Linked DNA regions of Homo sapiens: region 2 is linked to region 1. A link is a loop called in an ENCODE intact Hi-C map of the cell type or tissue named here. Cell type or tissue: mammary epithelial cell. All regions are shown on one strand. Each heading gives the region's core, and the rest is flanking DNA. Links, peaks and the distances in the headings are about the cores only. Region 1 overlaps LIMS1 (LIM zinc finger domain containing 1). Region 2 has its middle 32 kb from the start of GCC2.

The links. Hi-C counts contacts between places; a loop is a spot of excess contacts. Peaks named below come from ENCODE experiments on the same cell type or tissue, not always from the same donor. Only the 100,000 strongest peaks of a DNase experiment are listed, where the experiment ranks them.
Region 2: it touches region 1 in a loop (9-fold over the local background); 11 of 110 quality-filtered maps call a loop at or near these places.

What each region holds. Positions count from the first base shown.
Region 1 is chr2:108,582,948-108,585,757 of GRCh38, reverse strand. The region is part of intron 1 of LIMS1 (LIM zinc finger domain containing 1); the gene reads right to left. Among named protein-coding and RNA genes, the nearest start is that of LIMS1, 50 kb to the right of the region's middle. In mammary epithelial cell, for the core only: a CTCF peak has its summit at 1,639 (motif pointing right); a DNase peak (open chromatin) is centred at 1,637.
Region 2 is chr2:108,416,029-108,418,838 of GRCh38, reverse strand. No RefSeq gene overlaps it. Among named protein-coding and RNA genes, the nearest start is that of GCC2, 32 kb to the left of the region's middle. In mammary epithelial cell, for the core only: a CTCF peak has its summit at 1,388 (motif pointing left); no DNase peak of the experiment used is centred there.

The sequences.
Region 1 (2,810 bases), core at 231-2,730:
TCCTGGGAATTTTCTATTCCCTTGGCTTCCAGACCACCGTACTTTTATCCCTCTTGTCATCCCATCACCATCTCTTTTGCAAGAGCCTCTGCCTGGCTGTAGGTATGGCTACTCCCCAGCCTGACCTTGGCTTTCTGCTCCTCTCATTGCGCACATTCTCCCTGATGACTTCAACAAATCTCATGGCTCAACTACTTCCTCCCTGTTAGTGGCACTGGCTGGACCTTCTTAAACTTCGCAATCATACATCAAATTGTCTGCTGATGTCTCCATACAGATATCGTCACAGGCAACTCAAACTCATGATGCCTAAAATAAACTCCCCTCCCCACCATGCCTAAATCCAATTCTTCATCTTAATGTGCCCTCTCTCAGGCATGGCGACGTTATCCAAGCAGGCATGCCGCAGCCTCCTAGATGGAGTCCCTGTCTCCAGCCTGGTCCCCTTCAATCAAATCCAACAGACACAGCCAGCAAGCGGTCTAAGGAACCTGCTATCACTACCCTGCTTAAATTCTCTACTGCACTGAGGACAGTCAGCATCCCTTAAGGTAACACACAAAACCCTATATCGCCTGGCCCCGCCTTTTTTTTTTTTTTTTTTTTTGAGACGGAGTCATGCTCTGTTGCCCAGGCTGGTGGGCAATGGAGTGATCTCAGCTCGTTGCAGCCTCCACTTCCTACGTTCAAGTCATTTTCCTGCCTCAGCCTCCCAAGTAGCTGGGTCAACAGGCACGTGCCACCACGCTCGGCTAATTTTTGTATTTTTGGTAGAGACAGGGTTTCACCATGTTGCCAGGCTGGTGTCGAACTCCTGACCTCAAATGATCTGCCCATCTTGGCCTCCCGAAGTGCTGGGATTACAAGCGTGAGCTACTGCTCCAGGCCCTACCTGGCTCCATCTATGTCCCCAAACCCTCATCCCTGGACACTTCCTGCCGCTCACTTTACACAGCCTAAGAGGGACATACACATACCACACAGGCCCTCATCTCCATGCTGCTGCTCACGCTGACCTCGGCTGGGAAGGGCTTCCCTTCGCTAATGCTCACATCCTCAAACAACTCAGAAAACCTGTCCATACCTTCCTAGTCGACTCTCCTGCCTGGATCCCGCACTCCTCCTCAGGGATCCCGTTATACATTCTCATTTACTCCGCGAGGATCATTTTATGAGCTCCTGTTTCTAACCTTGTGGAGGGCAGGGACTAGATTCCTACTCATCTTTATGCTCCTTGGGCCTCTGCCTAGCAGACACACTAGATACTTAATAAAGTTTAGCTAAACTGAGGCCTATAGGAGGGGCACTGTTATTCCTTACCTCTAATAAGGAACAGGAAGCTCAGAATGAGGTTACGTGGCTTTAAAAGTCACCCAAGGAAAAGTCTAGGGGGAAACCTAGAATGCAAAAGCACACCAGCTAAAATAAGTCTTCTTGACAGCAGAAGGCCTCTCAGAGCTAAGCATGGTGGGAACAGGGAACATGTCTATGTTTTTCCTCTGTTACCCTAAGCCTGACAAAGTGTTACACAGTGCACAGCAAGTGCTTAGCAAACACAGGCTGGCTCACTGTGATTGTGGAGAGATCACTTTCATTTATAGACTATGTAAGAGTGGGTTTGCTTCTCTCCAGCAGATGGAGCTACAACCCTGGGTTATCTCCAGCTATGGTCTGGGAACCCTGAGAGAAGAACCAGCCTTTTCCATCCATCCCTTGCCATCTTCTTTTTGTCCTTTATCAGTCTCACATAGAAACAGCAACAACAGCCAGGTGCAGTGGTTCACGCCTGTAATCTCAGCACTTTGGGAGGCCGAGGCGGTCAGATCACTTGAGGTCAGGAGTTCAAAATCAGCCTGGCCAACATGGTGAAACCTCATCTCTACTAAAAAATACAAGTTAGCCAGGCGTGGTGGTGGGCGCCTGTGGTCCCAGTTACCCGGGAGGCTGAGGCAGGACAATCGCTTGAACCCAGGAGGCAGAGGTTGCAGTAAGCTGAGATCACACCACTGCACTCCAGCCTGAGCGAGAGTAAGACTCCATCTCAAAAAAAAAAAAAAGAAACAGCAACAACAAAATAACAGGATAAATGCTTTCCACAGACTATTCTGAATGGACATAGATCTTTATTTAAAAAATTTGTTCAATGCCCAATACACTTGCGTATCTTTTCCTCCCGGGACTTTAAAAAAATCTGGGATAATTTCACCTAACTTGATTTACCCAATCTATCAAGTGCTAATCAGTGTCTCCACCTTTATATACTCTTCATAGGTCCTTGTTATGAAAGTCATTTATAACCCCAAATGTTCATCATACTCATCTCTATGTATATGCTCATCTCTATGTATATGCCCTATGTCACTCAGGAAAACATTAGTTTACTAACCATCTCTCATTTAAAAACAAAACCCTTTGGGCCAGGCGTGGTGATTTACGCCTGTGGTCCCAGCACTTTGGGAGGCCTAGGCGGGCAGATCATCTGAGGTCAGGAGTTCGAGACCAGCCTGCCTAACATGGTGAGACCCCTCTCTACTAAAAAAAAAAAAAAAATACAAACATTAGCCAGGCGTGGTGGTGCGCGCCTGTAATCCCAGCTACTCATGAGGCTGAGGCATTGCTTGAACTCGGGAGGCAGAGGTTGGAGTGAGCTGAGATCACGCCACTGCACTCCAGCCTGGGCAATAAGAATGAAACTCCATCTAAAAAACAAAACAAAACAAAAAAACAACAAAAAACACCCCTTTTTAATATATTCTAACCATTGTCTTAAAGGATTTGAGTTTCTAAATAGAATATAAAGGAACAATTAA
Region 2 (2,810 bases), core at 65-2,564, 170 kb after region 1:
TCAAACAAAACAAAACAAAACAAAACAAAAAAACAAAAAATGAAGAATAAAAAAATTAAAGATAAAAATTGAATCAGGCCTGAAAGGTGAATAAGAGTTGAATGAAGAAAGGAGAGGAAGCTGGTTCCGTGAAGAAAAAAATTTCCCTGAGTGGAGAGATACTTGGGTTTTTAGACAAACTACCACCCACACTGTGTGAATGTGCACCGTCCCCTAAGCCCAATGTGGGTGGTGGTTGTCATCACTGAGTGCTGTGCACTGAGCCAGTACGTGGGAATAGGGACAAAGATATGGGACAAGGTCTTCTGAGAAGACGTGGCTAAAATGTGGCCACTTAACCACTTACACAGCTCTCAGATCAGAAACCTAGGAGTCATCCTTGATTCCTTTCTTTTCCTTATCCCACATCTAATTTATCTGGAACTATCTTCAGAATATATATGGAATCCAACTGCTAGTAATCTTCATCACCACCCCTGCATTCCCAGCCACAATTAGAACAGCTTCCTAAGCAGATCTAACTGCATTCACTCTTACTGCTTACTTTCTATTTTCCATGCAGCAACCATAGTTTTACTTTTAGACATCAAGTCAGATGATTTTATTCTCCTGCCTCAATCCTCTGCTGGCTTCTCCACACCTTTAAAATAAAATTCAAACTCCTTCCCATGACCCTGTCCACCTCTTCAGCTGCATTTCTTATTCTTTCTATCCGTATTCACCTTGGTTTCTCAAGTCAATCTTTTCAGAGATACCTTCTCTGACTAACCTTACTAAAATTAACTCATCCCTACAATTATATAAGCCTAGACCCTGCTTTATTTTCTCCATGACACATATCCCTTCTTAAAAGTTATATTTACTGGTTTATTTGCTTAAAAACACAATATACATCTTTCTCAATGAGCAAGACTAGAATATACTTATTAGAATGAAGGATTCCTGAAGGCAGGGACTTAGTCTTGTTTAGCACTCTATTCCTTGTGCCTGGGAAAGTGTTTGCTACATAGTTGGAAGGTTAATGCATATTTGTTGAAAGAATACACACATCATTTAATTAATTTTTGAGCTTCATAAGAAAACACACCCGGTATCTCCTATGATTGAATAAAATCATAACAGTGAAGAAGATAAGCTGATCCTATTGATGACAGAATTTGACAAGAACAACCTGCCTTTTCTGGTTTTAACATTGAGGGCCCATGAAAGAAGTAGACAAGGAGGAAGAGATAGGTAGATGCATGGGCCACATAACATGGGGTGCCACCAAGCAAATCCAACCTTGTTTTTGTGGCTGTCATGTTTGCAGCCTGCCTTTAGTCGTGGCCACTGCATAACTCCCTTGGGGTGGATAGTCTACCACTAGGTGGAATGTTGGAATGCCACCTGGTGGAATAGACCACGCTCTCCTTACCAGTAGAGTTGATAATGTGCTGCTGACACCAAGTCAGCCTAATACTTGCCATTGGCTCAGGGGCTGAGAAGGACATACTAACAATTACCTGTGAGCCTGGTAAGGATAGCAAAATGGTTAACATGGAATTTGAATCAGTATTTCCAGGCCTCTAAGTGACCACAAAAATAACCAGTAGGGGACTTCAAAAATGTCTGACAGAGCATCAATTAATCTTGCATATTAGTTTAAGAACTTCTTTGATACAGTCAAGAGATGGCCTAAAAATATAGGCTGTATTTTTGCATACCACGTATTCCACATACCATATCATCCTGGAAACGTCTGCTGTCAGACCCTGCTCCTCCTTATCCCCATCCCAAGCATTAGGAATAGTGACTAATTGTTTTCTGTTTTAGAAAGCTAAACTGTTTCTATAAAGGGCTAGATAACAAATATTTTAGGTTTTCTGGGCCATATGTTCTCTTCCACAACTTCTCAACTCTGCTTGCTGTTGTAGTGCAAAAGCAGCCAGAGACAACACATATTTAAGTGAATGATCTCATAACTGTGTTCCAATAAAACTTATTTTTTTTGTTTGTTTGTTTTTTTGAGTCAGGATCTCACTCTGTCACTCAGGCTGGAGTGCAGTGGCATAATCTCGGCTCACTGCAACCTCCACCTCTCCAGTAGCTGGGACTACAGGCACGAGCCACCACGCCTGGATAATTTTTGTATTTTTTGTAGAAATGGGGTTTTACCGTGTTGGCCAGGCTGGTCTCGAACTCCAGACCTCAGGTGATCTGCCTGCCTCCGCCTCCCAAAGTGCTGGGATTACAGGTGTGAGCCAGTACGCCTGGCCCCAATAAAACTTTATTTACAAATAAAGTTTTTTATTTGTAAATAAATAAATTTGACCAAAGGGCCATAGTTGGCTGATGTGATTTAGACTATCACATAAACACAACTGGGAGATTAGAAGAGTGGGCCTGTCAGTCATTTGCTGTAATTCATACTCCATTGTAGATGAGTCACTATCTATTGATTTAATATGGTACATCTTTTAGTAGACTCGGTAAGGTATTAGCAGGCAATCTTCTTCTCTCAAAGATGTGGTCATTGTGTGCACTATTTCAAGATAAACAACTTTTGCTTGCTATCAAAATTTTACTCTTGGTAAACCAAACACCCTTCTATAAAGACGGAAAAATTTTGTTAGAACCCCAGAAGAAGATATAATCGTATCCCTTAGATAATTTATCTTTTAATTCTCAGAGCACGTTATTCAAAGTCCTTTAGGAATCCTTGTTTCTATTCATATAAAATTAAACCAGAAACTGAGATCTTTATCAAGTTATGGATCATATTAGAAATCACAGGTATAGTCTAATTTCTTAAGTCCAGCTTGAGTTTTAGG